Linked DNA regions of Homo sapiens: region 1 is linked to region 2. A link is a loop called in an ENCODE intact Hi-C map of the cell type or tissue named here. Cell type or tissue: endothelial cell of umbilical vein. All regions are shown on one strand. Links, peaks and the distances in the headings refer to the core of each region. The heading gives the core; the rest is flanking DNA.

What was found. A loop is a pair of places that touch in the nucleus more often than their neighbours do. Peaks named below come from ENCODE experiments on the same cell type or tissue, not always from the same donor. Only the 100,000 strongest peaks of a DNase experiment are listed, where the experiment ranks them.
Region 1: a loop joins it to region 2, with 10 times the contacts of the local background. A loop is called at or near these places in 1 of 110 quality-filtered maps.

Annotation. Positions count from the first base shown.
Region 1 is chr16:82,192,349-82,200,092 of GRCh38, forward strand. It overlaps the pseudogene RN7SKP190. Among named protein-coding and RNA genes, the nearest start is that of MPHOSPH6, 26 kb to the left of the region's middle. In endothelial cell of umbilical vein, for the core only: no CTCF peak of the experiment used is centred there; a DNase peak (open chromatin) is centred at 3,863; H3K27ac peaks cover 1,883 bases.
Region 2 is chr16:81,898,213-81,905,956 of GRCh38, forward strand. PLCG2 (phospholipase C gamma 2) reads left to right here. Exons shown (of 33, transcript NM_002661.5): 14 at 2,400-2,568; 15 at 7,191-7,295. Among named protein-coding and RNA genes, the nearest start is that of SDR42E1, 110 kb to the right of the region's middle. RefSeq lists an enhancer at 1,966-2,467. In endothelial cell of umbilical vein, for the core only: no CTCF peak of the experiment used is centred there; DNase peaks (open chromatin) are centred at 3,469 and 4,139; H3K27ac peaks cover 2,471 bases.

The sequences.
Region 1 (7,744 bases), core at 2,283-6,282, 290 kb after region 2:
AAGATCTCTTTAAGGAGGTGAAACTGAGGTAGACTCCTAATGGAGGGGGGCCATGAGCTGCGCAACTCTCTGAAGGAAAAGTGTTCTAATCAGAAGGACATTGATTCATAAATGTAAGCTTTTTTGGTATGAATGGTCAACCAGGTATTTGTTCTCTTAAAAGCACTGTCTTATCCATCAGATCTCCAAGAATAGTAAGAGGCTTTGTAAATATGCTTACCCTAACTAGTCTAAACCACAGATGGATCTGAGCTTGTCTGGGGATTCTGGGGAGGCACAGGGTTTGTATTCCCTTGCCCATGTGACGGCCTTTCTCTCTCTGGTGTTTCTCCTTGAGCAAGTGTGCAACTTCATGGAACATAAAGTAAAGGAGGGGACCCATCACCCAGCCAGATCGAATGAATCAACCCTTGTGGCCCTTGGGGTGATGGGAGCCCCATCAAGGTTGCTCTCCCACCACTTACTGTACACATGACATCCTCACTGTCACCAGTCCTTAAAGCTACACACACAGGAAGGCATGTAGAATCTGTTACTTTTCTTTAGTGAATACATCCTGGTTCCTCGTGATCACCACTTCCTTTTTAAGGGCTGACACACCATCTAGTCATACCCTGTTTCAAAATCAAGCGTGCAGATCTGTAGGTCACAGAATACACTTTCCTCCACCTCATTTTGAAAAATTAGAATACTAATTTCCTAGCTCTACACGTCTCTAGTACATGTCTCTAATACCTTGCCCCAGCACCTTTTCAACTCTCTACGACCCTGTAAAGATTACTGACAGTGACTCTTAGATTTCATCTGCAAAGGCTCTTCATACTCCAGGACGTAATTTGTTTAGGCCTGGAGACAAAAACTCATTTAAAACAACAAGATGGTCTCCTGCTATCACCTTACCTATCTCATACTTCAGTTCCTTCTAAACTACATTTATTCAACTCTCCTGGGTTTAAAGATCATTGTCCCTGATAAAGAAGGTGGAAATACAACAGGAGTGGAGATATATGACTTTCTCTTTGTTATTTGTTAATGTTATATCTTCTGCCCCAAGCAGTGAGTCTGTGATTTTTAGGTTTATCTTTTTACTTTGATTGTAGCTGATAAGAGGGATGTGTGTTTGTGTGTGTGTGCATGCGTATGTTTCTGAGTTTGCGGATGAAGGCTTAAGCATATTTCACTTCAACTTACTGAGGGATGAATTCTCCCATCTTGTTGATTCAGTTCAATACATATTTTCCCTTGCTTCAGTTTGTGGCTTTACATGAAGGCTCTATAACCACACCATCCATGGTCAAATCCTGGCGGTTCACTTCCTATAGCATGGGCAAGTTAGTTCACTTCCATGAACCTGAGTTGGCCTTATCTATAAAATGGAGGTAATAATACTTAAGGACTTGAGGCCAGGCACGATTGCTCACACCTGTAATCCCAGCACTCTGGGAGGCTGAGGCAGGTGGATCACCTGAGGTCAGTAGCTCAAGGCCAGCCTGGCCAACATGGCGAAATGCGGTCTGTAGTAAAAATACAAAAATTAGCCAAGTTTGGTGCCGTGCGCCTGTAGTCCCAGCTAGTCAGGAGGCTGAGACATAAGAATCATTTGAACCCGGGAGGCAGAGGTTGCAGTGAGCCGAGATCGTGCCACTGCACTCTAGCCCGGATGACAAAAGGAGACTCTGACTCCAAAAAAAAAAAAAAAAAAAAAAAATTTAAAAGTAAATGATTGAATGTACATAAAGGGCTTAGAAGAGTGTCTGGCACATAGTAAGTGCTAATCACCACCACCATCATCATTTTTTAATGTATTCCTATCATCTTTCATATGTATATTTCAGAGGTCTTCCTGGTCAGCCACAGTTTGTCTTATGGTTAGGACACACTTAATCCAATTGTTTGTATATTCTATCTCTGTGTATTTAGGCCCAAACAGTGAGCATTGATGTAAATGATGATGTGAGGCTCTCAAAGAGCATAAATCATCAAAGAAATATGAAATTGCATTTAATGTACTCATGGCGGGAGCAAAGTGAATGGATGCATTTTACAAAGGCTCTCAGCCAAGTCTGGTTTGAAACAGAACAGAGACTTTACAATATTCTTGCTCTAACTAATAGAAGCCATAAATAGATCTGAGCTTGTCTGGGGGGCTCTGGAAGGCATAGATGAAAGAATTGTCTTCTTAATCAGAGAACCCAAATAAGCAACATACCCATTTTCAAGCGTTCTGGCTTAGTTCGAGTGCTTAAGGAAAAACTTACCTTTGTCCCACATAAGGCCAAACAAATCTATAAAACCTCATGGGAATCCTAAAATTTTGTTTCATATCTGTATTACAAGGTAAATTTGAATCACTTAGGGAATCCTCAGCTTATCGACCTTTGGACCATATGATAGCTGTTGGTGGGACATTTGATAGAATTTAATTGGTTGCTGTATGGAGTGCCTGTGTACTTACGTTTTCGTAGTGAATTGCCTTTGGTGTAACAGCCATCGTCACATTCCTGGCCTTCTTTGTTTGTTTGTTTGTTTTTGGTGTTGTTTGTTTGTTTGAGACTGAGTTTTCCTCTGTCGCCCAGGCTGGAGTGCAGTGGCACAATCTCAGCTCACTGCAACCTCTGCCTCCTGGGTTCAAGCCATTCTCCTGCCTCAGCTTCTCGAGTAGCTGGGACTACAGGCACACACCAGCTGCGAATACAGGCACACACCAGCTGGGAATACAGGCATGCGCCACCATGCCTGGCTAATTTTGTATTTTTAGTAGAGATCGGGTTTCACCATGTTGGCCAGGCTTGTCTTGAACTCCTGACCTCAGGTGATCTGCCCACCTTGGCTTCCCAAAGTGTTGGGATTACAGACATGAGCCATGGTGCCCGACCCTCCTGGCCTTTGATTGAAGAAGGAAGTAAATCTGCTTAACTGTCTTTCTTGGACCTCTCCTATTTCCAGGACACTGACATATGTCAGAAACTTACAGAAGCAGCCACAGCCTGTGTAGGGAGGGCCCTAGAGTACTGGAGGGATGCCTTGGACTGGTGGGTAAATGTGACTAATTAAGGAGTATTAGCAAGTCCATTTGTTCTCAATTCTCCAGCGAAATTCTCTTAGTCTTATCAGTTATAATAATAAAGCTGATATTTTGATCTCTATGTGTCTGTCTTCTGTGTCTTGTTTCTCGATAGGTTCTTAACTTGAGAAGGGAAGAGAGAGCTATTATTTATTGATCTGCTCGTACCTCAAATGGTGCAAACAAGAAGAGTGAAGGTAAGCGATAGTCATTAGCTCCTTTCTTTACATGTAACCAAGATGTGAACCAAGACAGTCTGGACCAGTTGAACAATTTATCCCTATGAGTCAATCAAAATCAAACATCACTGAGGCCATGCTCTGGAGAGGAAAATATGGATTTTTAGTGTCATAGATATTAACCATCAATCAGCTATTGGTTATTTGGAAATTGTTGGTGTCTTTGTCCAGACTTTGCTGCCTATTTTGCAATGTAAGTAGTTCATGCTTGTTCTAGTTTTACCATTCACTCCAATTTATGGGTTGTGTATAATAACATTCTGCTGATCCTTGGTTTCCAACATGCTCAGGTTAACCATAATGATTCCAACTTCTGTTTCATGTCACTTCTTCGTGTGTTTACCCAAAACACACAGAGTTCTATTGGAAAGAAAGTAAAGCAAAGTGTAAAATCATGAGAGGAGTTCATTGCACCATGCTGGACTAATGTTTGGCCAAATTTATGTCTTGGGGGTTGATTTGGAAACAATGCTTTCAATTCCCTTTTACCATATACGTCAGAAGAATTTCCTGTTAGATAATATGATGTTTTGACTTGGTTTCAATATGTTCTAGTACAAATACCCAGGGACAAATTCTTCAGCTGAATACATCTGAGAGATGAATTGTTTAATTGATCTGACAGTCTTTAGGCAACCTGTGAAAAAAGGATCTGATTGACTTCCCTCTGGGAAAACCTGCCCTTTTTCCACCTTTCATCATAGTTAAGCAAACAGACAGACAAACAAACAAAACATAAATCTAGGAAGCTGTGATGAAAAAGGAGCTGCTGGCAGCATGCAGGCAGAGGCAAAAGCTAAACAGAGCTGATTGGAAAATGACTTTCTTTCTGTGGATAGAGTGTGAGGCTTTTTTATTACTTGGAAGATGGAGGAATCTCATTGGCTTGGGGAAAAGAGAAAGTTTGAGCAGGATCAAGAGCAGAGGTCATATAGATGGAAAGAAACGAAGGTAGGAAATGTCTAAAGTTTTGTCTGTGCAACAACCATCCAGTAGCTAGAGACATCCTTTGTCTCCTCTTAAGGAGTATAAACCAGGCTTAAATCCTTTTTAAGCCAGAGAGAACTAGAGTAGACTGGAGGGTGGAAAGATAAACGATGGCCTGGATGTACAGGAGATGGCATATCGATGCAAATGACCCAAAAAATAGGGCCAGATTTAATAACTAGTTAATGAGCATAATTCAAACTAATTGACCAGAAGAGAAGACCCTGGATGCACTAGGCAGGACCTTCCAAGGGTAGAAGGAAATGAGCAGAGGAGACATTAGTTCTCAAGATGAAGAACCAGAGAGAACTCTGGTGGTGAGCCACAGAGTTAATGCCAGGAAAGCCTGAAGATAGTATTCTTTGGGATGCAGATTAGGGATTGTTTTTTCCAGGGGCCAGATATCAGAGTTGAATCTAAATCAAAAATGAATGAAACATGTATTGATCAATTGCTTTGTGCCCATCACTGTGCTGGGTATTGAAGATAGAGTGGGGGCGGGGGGCAAGACAACCTAACTCCCGCCCTCCTGGGGCTTACAATTCAGAAGGAGGTGGAGCAAATTAAAAAGTTGTAGGCCAGGTGCAGTGGCTCATGCTTGTAATGTTAGTGCCTTAGGAGGCTGAGGAAGGAGGATCACTCGAGGCCAGGAATTTGAGACCAGCCTGGGCAACAGAGCAAGACATTGTCTGTACAAAAAATAAATACATAACATAAAAAATTAGCTGGGTATGATAGCGAGGGCCTGTAGTCCCAGCAACCTGGGAGGCTGAGGCCAGAAGATTGCTTAAGCCCAGGGATTTGAGGCTGCAGTGAGCTATGATTACATCACTGAACTCCAGCCTGGGCAACAGAGTGAGAGACCATCTCTAAGATTAATAGTAATAATAATAATAGTAATAATAATAATAATAATAGTAATAATAATAATAAATAAAAAGTTGCAAGTGCTAAGTGGTACAGGGTATCATGGCAACACATAGGCCATACCTGACCCAGTAGCTGGGAGTGAGGTTAGGGGAATATTTCTGGAGGAAATTACGTCGAAGCTGAGAGCTGAAGGACAAGTTGGAGTTAGGCAATCAAGGAACAAGGAAGAACATTCCAGGCCAAGTGAGCAGGATGTGGGAAAGCCTGGGGGATAGGTGAGAAAGAGCTTCAGAGTTAAGGATTCAGAAATCTGAAAGTAGGTTAACACTACACTCCAGGCACTTTTTGCAGGTAGTGAGTTTGCATGAGTTTGAGTCTGTAGAAAAAAGTTCAAGTCTTGACAAAGTCACCAGGTGAACATTTCTTGATGTTTGTTCCTTGGGATGCAAGGGGTGGGGCAATACAATGGCATTGAGGGGGTCCCCAGGACTTTGGTGGAGAACCCAGCAAGCCTGTCGGCAGGGAGGTCAGCGGGACGGTGGAGCAGGTTTTGTGTGATTCTCTGGATGCTTGGGCCGTGGCCAGTAGACAACATGCTGCCAAGTTCAGAAGAAAAGAATCATACTGCATAGGAAAGTGAATCTTGCACATGGCCAGAAAAAGGAAAGACAATTTAGTTTTATATGTTACACTTTAATAATAGTCGTTTGGAACTTCATAATGAAATTTGTGAAAAAAGTTCATTTCCAGAAGAATAATCTCTAACTGGTATGCAATGCCGCAGTAGGATTTGTCCAGGTTTTAATTTTAGTTTGAATAAATAATGTAAGATACTAGCCTGGGTGAGATAAAAGAAAATCTCTCTGCTTTCATCTCTCCATGATGGAAATAATAACTACTTTATTTCAAAACAAGTTTCCAATTAGTTTCTGTGAAATATTATTATCCCCCTTTCCCAGATACTGTAGCTCATTTTGAAACTTAATTTTGATAATATATAAACATTTCTGAAACTTACCCTACAGGAATGACAGTTATATTTGAAGGGAAGGACGCTGCTGGGCTGTAACTGTATTATTTGGGATGGTTCTAAATAATAGTAAAAATAATAAAAGGGAATCAGTCAAAGTGCAATCTCATTTCATGGCTATTTATGACCTAGCAAGGACTTATCTTCACCAAGAGCACAGATGAAGCAAGGCCACTTTCTCCAAAGTTATTCAGTGGAATTTTTTCCTTTCAGCACTAGTTATGGGCTTTACTTAAGAATGTATATCATCTTCTTCCTATTTACAGAGATGGTATTGTTTAAATATTTAATGAATTAAGCGTAATAGAACACCTACTGTGTGCCAGACGCGGCCTGGGGCTTGTGTGCTGGGATTGGCACGGTCAATTAGGTAGATGTGACCTCTGCCTTTGGGGGACTTATAATCTAGAGGAGAGGGGCAGGAGTTAAAAATTTTCTCTGTCTCTGTCTCTCTTTCTCCCCTCCTCTCCCCACACACACAGTGATAGAAATAAGAGGTCTATGGTGGCTTGAGAACACATAATAGGAAGAGTCAGACTGATCAGACTGATTACACTGGACAGGGAAAGGCTTTGATATGATTCGGTTGAGGTAAGGTATAGATTAGTTATGATACAAGCTAAGCTCTGTCACAAAGATGCTACATTGTCATGGCTTCAATAAGATGTAAATTTCTTTCTCTTTTATATGACAGAGGTGAGCAGTTCAGGGTTGGTAGGCAGCTCTGCCATCTTCAACATCTGGCTTCCAATCCTACCTCTGTGGATATCATTTTGAGCCAGAAGGAGGGGAGAAAGAAATGGCTTTCAAGAGGTGACTTGGCAGCTGTACACATCATTGTTTCTTGGCCAGAATTTAGTCACATGACCACACCTAGCTACAAAGTAGGCCAGAAGATGTTGTTAGTGGTGATAGCTAGGTGCGTGGGAGTTCTATTTAAAAGGAAGATAAGAATGGATGCTGGTGGGCAGAGGGGACAGTCTTTGGCACAGAAATGAAGGATGAGTAAGAGTTAATTAGGCTGAAGTGAAGGGAGACAGAGGGGTAGCACATGGAAAGGCTGCATCACTGGAGGAAGTGTGGTGACCTTCGCTGAAAGTAGGTCACGGGCCTGGGTCATAGAGGTGGGCAGATTCAAGGTGAGCTGGGCATGAGCCAGATTACGCTTAGCTTATGGCTCAGGGCAAAACGTTGGTCTTCATTCTAGAGCCAGTGAAGCCATTAGGGTTGAAAATGGAAGGAAGGGGACCCAAGAAAATTCTCTCTTTGAAGAGATCACCTATTACAGTGTGGAGAATGGATCAGAGGGCACAGTAGTCATACACCACATCAGGCACCATGCTAGGTGCTGGGAAATGGCAGCTGAGCAGGATAGACCCAATTTCTGACCTCCCAGAGTTTACATTCTGTGGGAGGGAGGGAGAAAGCTAAGGAAGATCTAGGAGTCACAAGGGATAACTTTCCTACGACAGAGCCAGGCAGGGACTGTCAGTGACATTTTGACTGTAAGTTGGGAGAGGCCCTGGTTCTGCTTTAACTGCAGCTTCTCTCTCC
Region 2 (7,744 bases), core at 2,458-6,457:
CATCTAACACCTATAGGGCTAGAACTCTGTAATCAAACATTAATGCATTAATGTTTTGGCAGCAAAAGCCATCCTTATTGGTATTAAGAGGGATTTAAGAAAATGATTGCAAGCAGCGTTCATTCGAATGGTTCAGATTTTGCTGTCAGTTACATTTTGATACCAACTTACTAGGTAGCCTTTGTTGTAAAAGCTTTTTAGCTGTTATGTTCTAGTAAGGGTGTGTGGATCAGGATCGGGGAGTGAGCTGGGTCCACGCTTCCCAGGAGTGATGAGGCTATGATTTACTTGAGCTGGAACATGGTTAAGGATTTTATTTTTATCATCGTCACTTTATTTTCACATTTGCCTTCATTTCTATTGAGTGACGTGATTTCCTATTTATGGAAGTGACATAGCTGCCTTTAGAATAATTTTGTTTCATAGTAAATGCCATGCACAAGCCTCAGATGGATTCTTGGTGGGAAAAACTCCATCTATACAGTATATTTCTTGGATAACTGGGGAAATTTGAGTATGTCTAATGATCAGTATGTCTAATGATCATTATTTAAAGATAGTTTCCTGAGGTGATATGGTGTGGTGATGTCAGGGGATGTTCTTAAGAGATACCTGTGGGGGATGTCTGCGCCTTATTTCAGATGGTTCAGGAGGAAACGTAAATATGTGTATAAATGAAATACAAATATAGGCTGGGCACAGTGGCTCACGCCTGTAATCCCAGCACTTTCGGAGGCTGAGGCGGGTGGATCAACTGAATTCAGGAGTTTGAGACCAGCAGCCTGGCCAACATGGTGAAACCCTATCTTTAGTAAAAATACAAAAAATTAACTGGGCATGCTGGCAGATACCTGTAATCTCAGCTACTCAGGAGGCTGAGGCAGGAGAATTGCTTGAACTTGGGAGGCGGAGGTTGCAATGAGCTGAGGTCACGCCATTGCACTCCATCCCGGGCAATGAGTGAAACTCCATTTCCAAAAGAAAAATAAATAAATAAAATAAAATAAATAAATACATAAATAAATGACTTTTCTCCTGCCTCAGGAGGAGTATGTGTGTATATATATATATATATATACACACACACACACATAAATATATATGTGTGTATATATACGTATATATGTATATACATGTACTAATGATATGTGAATTTATACATACACGTTCACATGATATAGAAGGATACAGGTGATCCTTATTGGTGGATTCTACTTGCTAAAATTGACTTGTAACCCCAAATCAAATCTCAAAGCACTCTGAGGTCATTCTGAGACACGCACAAAGTGTGGGAAATGAGACTCATGCGATGCACACGTGTTCAGCTGAGGGTGAGCAAAGCAGCGCTCCCCTTCCTGGTCTACAGCGTGAAAGCTTCAACAAGTGTCCTCACCATCTGTTGACTGCCATGTTTTTCCTGTTTTTGAGCTTTTTCTTGGTGATCTTGCTGTTCAAATGGCCCGAAGCACAGTGGTGAGGGCTGCCTGGTGTTCCTGAGCAGGAGAAGGCTGTGATGTGCCCGATGGAGAAAACACCTGTGTCAGATACGCTTGGTTCAGGCACGAATTACAGTGATGCTGGCTGTGAGCCCAGTGTCAGTCAATAATATATACCAAATCAGGTGTCTTTAAACAGAAACACACATAAAACAACGTCAGATATTGATTCATTGAGGAAAATGTTGTGACCACACGCTCAAAAGGCCCTGATCCTGTATTTCCCCTTAGGAGCAATGGCTCAGGTATTTGCCAATCAGTGTTGGTGGTGACTTTATGAACCATAACCCCAATAGATAAGAAAAATCAACTACAGATACACACAAATGATCTATAAATACACAGACACCTTATAGAAATATACATATATACACATACAAATAATAAATGTATGCATGCACACATGCAAATTACATATGTGTGCATATGAATGAGAATATATAAAACCAATATACTTTATAAATAGAGGAAGTAATAAACATACTAAAGTAGGTGGATGCACACGTGGAACAGCGTCCCTGTTGGTGACCCTGGGTGAAGCACACATGGGTGCTTATTGTGCTGTCTGTTCATCTTTTCTGTAGGTTTGAACTTGAAAAAAAGATTAGAGACTTTTTTCTGTAAGTTTAAAGATATGAATAGATGGAAAAAAATACAGAGAAAAGGTGCATTCTGGGGTATGGGGAAGCTCCTGAATCAGATCGCAGCTGTTCTGAGTCCCAAGACTTGTGCCTTCACACCCAGGATGAGGTCCTCTCCTTCTGGGAGGGCAGATGTGGGGGTTGTGCCCCCCGAGCAGCGCCCGGTTTCTGTCGTCCCAGGGAGCTGCCCTGGCCCCTCTGTGGGGCAGATGCAGAGGTGTGTGCTCCCCCTGCCGAGCTGCCCACCCTCTTCTGCCTGCAGCTTCCCAGTGATCCTGTCCATCGAGGAGCACTGCAGCGTGGAGCAACAGCGTCACATGGCCAAGGCCTTCAAGGAAGTATTTGGCGACCTGCTGTTGACGAAGCCCACGGAGGCCAGTGCTGACCAGCTGCCCTCGCCCAGCCAGCTGCGGGAGAAGATCATCATCAAGGTAGGCACCCCGGGTGCTGCTGTTGGCTGTCCAGGGAGCCCAGTGGCTCGGTTCCCCGGCTCTGGGTCCCGTTCACCAAGTTCTATGTCCTACTGGGCCTGCTCCAGGTCCCACTGCACAGGCTCAAATCTGCTCTCCTTACTAACACTGTGACCTTAGGCAAAGTCATTAACCTTTGGGAGCCTCTGTTGTCACCAGTCTCTGGGGGAGATAATACTGGAACTCATCTGGCTAGCTTGCTGGGAGCATGATGTGAGGGAAGGCGTGCAGAATGCGTGCAACTGCGCCTGTCATGTGGTTGGTGCTACGTTAAGTGCTAACCTGTTATAGTTCATTTGTTCATTGGTGAACCTTCCCCATCCTCTCTCGGAGACAGCCCCATGCGAGGTGCTGGAGGTGTCCAGCGACCTGGGTGCTGTTCCTGTGATTGCAGCTTCCAGTTGTGTGGGAGGCGGGCAGTTGCTAGAAAAGGCTGAGTGCAGCAATAGAGCTGATGTTCCCAGCACTGCAGGGGAGATGGGTGATTATATCTGTGCCTAGGGATGCCATGGTAACATTTGGATTTTTGAATTATTAGGATAAAGAGACCATATATGCCGTGGCTTAAAGCACAGAAGAGTTTATTTCTTCCCCATGCGAGGGAGAATGTTCTGTGAGTTTTGAGCTCTAGCCCACAAGGTGACTCAGGGACCCGGGGCCCCCGCATTCTGCTCTAGCATCTCTCAGGGCAGCAGTTTTCAACTGGGGTTTCACAGACCCCCGAAGAATCCACGGTTAGAATCAGAGGGGCACGTGAACTTCAACAGAAAAAAAATTACATCTTTATTTGTTTAACCTGTACATAAAACTTAATACTTCCTTCCATTGTGAACATTGGCAGCAAGCCACTTGCGGGCTCTGTCACCAGCAGAAGTCATGAGTGTTTTCATATCCCGTTTACAGTTATTGCAAATATTTCAAAATAATGTTGTGCTCGTCATCACTTTGGAATTATGGAGGTTATTAGGTCTGCCTCTAGATCTTATTTAAGATGTTAATGAAGAAACCCATCTTTTAGTGTATTGCAAATATTTATTTAATATCTTAATCATGTTTCAATATAATTGAGTTTCCTTTGTAATTTTATGCATTATTATTCTGAGAAAAGGGTCTGTAGCTTTCCCCAGATTTTGAAGGAGCTCATTACACAAAAACGGTGAAGGGACTTTGCTTTGTCCTTGTTTATGTGGTGGACGCTTGGTCTCAGGCACATCCGAGTTCCAGCTCAGAGCACGGGAAGTCCAAGGGTGTCCAGGGCAAATGGTTTCTGGTAAGCAAGTCAGCTGTCCCGTCCTTTTCTCTACTGTTCTGTGCATGAGAGCTTAGTCACGTTACCTGCAAGGACTGTGGAATCTGAAGTCCCTAGCGGGGCAGCCTTTCATGGAAGGAGCGAGTGTGAATTTTGTTGACATTCCACGAGCTCATGGGGAAGGACAAACAGCTGTTTCCTAGGTATTTCAGTCTGTTCCTGCAGCTATCACAAAATACCCTAAGCTGGGTGGGTTATAAACAACAGGAACTGATTTCTCACGGTTCTGGAGGCTGGAAGTTCAAGGTCAGGGTGCTGGTATGAGAGTCCTCTTCCAAGTTGTAGGCTGCCGACTTCTAGTTGTGTCCTCACATGGTGGAAAGGGTGAGGCAGCTCTCTGGGACCTCTTTTATTTTTAAATATTTATTTATTTATAAATAACCATCTGGGACATGGAGATATCTTTGGCCTCTTTTATAAGGGCACCATTCCCATTGTTGAGAGCTCTACCCTCATTCCCATTCACTGGAGCTCTACTCTCATTCCCACTTATGAGAGCTCTACCCTCATTCCCATTCATAAAAGCTCTACCCTCATTCCCGTTCATGAGGACTCTACCCTCATGACCTAATCACCTTCTGTGTTACCCATTCTCACACTGCTCATAAAGACATACCCAAGACTGGGTAATTTATAAAGGAAAGAGGTTTAATGGACTCACAGTTCCATATGGCTGGGGAGGCCTCACAATCATGTCAGAAGGCAAAGGAGGAGCAAAGTCACATCTTACATGGTGGCAGGCAAGAGAGCTTGTTCAGGGAAACTCCCATTTATAAAACCAGATCTCATGAGATGTGTTCACTATCACAAGAACAGCACGTGAAAGGCCCGCCCCCATGATTCAATTACCTCCCACTGGGTTCCTCCTATGACACGTGGGAATTATAGGAGCTGCAATTCAAGGTGAGATTTGGGTGGGGACACAGCCAAACCATATTACCTTCCAAAGCTACCATCTCCAAATACCATTACATTGGGGATTAGGTTTCAACATATAAATTTTGGGAGGACACAGACATTCAGACCATAGCAGTAGGCAGAGAAGGGGGATGTCCTTCCAGGTTGGGACAATAGGACACACAAGGGTGTGGTGGTGTCAACACGTGGCATGTACCCTATATTATCACTGGGCCACCAAGATACATTGGACACAATCCTTATGTTCCAGGAAGTCGTGGTTTGGTAGGGAGACAAACCCGTCAACAGAGAAACACCAAACAGTGCAAGGAGCTTTGGCCAAGCACAACCAGAGGAGGGGATGTTGGTGCCCCCATGGGTAAGAGCATCAGTGCACGGGGAGTGTTTGGCCAAGACTGTGACCCTTAAGGTACAGATGTTTGCCTAAGCGGGAGATCAGCTGTCATTGTCTTAGTCTTGCAGATGAGAAGTGTGAGGCCTGGAGAAGTGCAGCCACCTGGCTGGGGTCACAAGTTAACAAAATAGCTGCAGCACTGTTTGCACCCAGGCAGTTGTTTCGGAGATGCCAAGGGATGCTTCCAGCACGGTGAAGGCAGGATAAGGGGTGGAGGGAGCTCGGCCATGGAGGGTCCATGGCTTCTCAGGCACCTAGTTGGTGAGTCTTCGGGGCAGCCTGGTTGCATGTGCTCTTCCCTGTTCCCAGCTCATTCCTTCTGTTTCCATTAGGATGGCTTGCTGCCTGTTCCCAGGGAGTTTTCAGCTCTTGTTCTAAGATGCAAAGTACTGAAGGCCCCTTTTAGAGCACCCTCTGCCCCACACCTGATACGCTGTGGCCCACTTCTTTCTATTTCAAGAAATGAGGTGGAAATAGCGTTGGCCACACGGTCACTTTGTACCATGCACTTGGCTAGGCGTGGTCATATGTATCTTCTTATTCAGTCTTGTCAAGACACTGCAGGACGAATAACCTCAGCCCTTGCCCACTTTACAGATGTGGACATTGAGATTCAGAGGTTAAATAGCTCAGCCAGGGTCACACATTTAGTATTTGCTGAGGAAATTATTCAAGGCCAAGGTGGTCTGCCCTCAGAGCCTGTTTTCCCATGCCTGTATCATGCTGCCATTCACAAGGGACACTGAGGTCCTGCTTCACTGTTGACACTTATCTTTCACGTTCTTTGACTTACGGGATCCCACAGGGGCTGCCACGTCCCGATTTTACGAGACAGATTACTGAGACTCTGATGATGACTCAGCCAAGGTCACATGGCCAGTAAGGTAATAGGCCCTGAATTCAAATCTGGATCTGACCCCCTATCCTGAGCTCCTTCACCAGGTTACATGACCCTCAACTTACAGACGCTTGCCTGCGTGGGAGTCCAGGTGTCATCACTGTCTTAATCTTGCAGATGAGAAGCCTGAGGCTCAGAGAAGTGCAGCCACTTGCCCGGGGTCACACAGCTGGTAGAATAGCTGCAGTGCTGTTTGCACCCCGGTCGCCTTAGTCTAATCCCCATTGGGTCCCCCGCCACCCTGCCCAGCCTGTTCCCTCTGGACTGCGGCCTGCCTTTCCCTCTGTGTGCTAGAGAAGGCTGGGCACAGGTGGTGTTGTTGTTTATTCACCGAGTATCAACAGAGCACTTACTGTCTGCTAAGTGCTCTTCTAGCACAGGAGACTCAACAGGAAGCAAAACAACATCCCTGCCCTCATGGGGTTTATATTCTAGCAGTGAGGACAGAAGACAAACACATGGTGTGTGTAGGGCTAGACAAGTGAGAGGAATAAAGCAGGCTTGGGGCTAGAGAGTGGCAGGATAGGAAGGGGAGTGTGGGCTATTTTTACTTATTTATTTTTTACTGGGACAGAGTCTCACTCTGTTGCCCAGGCTGGAGTGCAGTGGTGCAGTCTCAGCTCACTGCAACCTCCACTTCCCAGGTTCAAGCAATCTTACTGTCTCAGCCTCCTGAGTAGCTGGGATTACAGGCGCGTGCCACCATGCCCGGCTAATTTTTTTATTTTTGTAGATACAGGGTTTTGCCATGTTGGCCAGGCTGGTCTAGAACTCCTGAGCTCAAGTGATCTGTCTGCTTCAGCCTCCCAAAGTGCTGGGCTTATAGGTGTGAGCCACTGCGCCTGACCAGTATGGGCAATTTTTAGATGAAGCTGTAAGGAAAGCTCCTCCTCCTCGTTCAGGGTAACCTGGAGGGCAGAGCTGAACAGACTAAGAGGGAAGCCAGGCAGCAAGAACAGGCAGTGCAAAGGCCCTGCCTGGGAAGAGGCAGATGAAGGCTGCTGGCTCAAAGGCCTAAACTTGGGTCTCCATGGAGACAGCCTATGTATATGTTTTCCCCTCAGCATAAGAAGCTGGGCCCCCGAGGCGATGTGGATGTCAACATGGAGGACAAGAAGGACGAACACAAGCAACAGGGGGAGCTGTACATGTGGGATTCCATTGACCAGGTGGGCCTTGGTCCCTTCCCGTAGCCACTGCGGCCACGCCCCTTGCAGCTGCTTCTTGGAGCCCTGCTGGGAGCTCTGAGAATACGCCTGTCTTGTTCCCATTTTTAGTCAAGTGAGTTTTTGCCATGTGAATTTACCTTCCTTCTTAAACTTTATTTATTTATGTTGTGGGACAGGGTCTCACTCTGTCGCCCAGGCTGGAGTGTAGTGGTGTGATTGCGGCTCACTGCAGCCTTGACCTCCCAGGCTCAAGTGATCCTCCCACCTCAACCTCCCTGAGTCTCTGGGACCACACGTGCGCACCACCATGCCTGGCTAATTTTTTGTATTTTTGCAGAGATGGGATTTAGTCGTGTTGCCCAGGGTGATTTCAAACTCCTGGGCTCAAACAGTCCTCCCACCTTGGCCTCTCAAAGTGCTGAGATTATAGGCGTAAGCTTCTAAGCCTG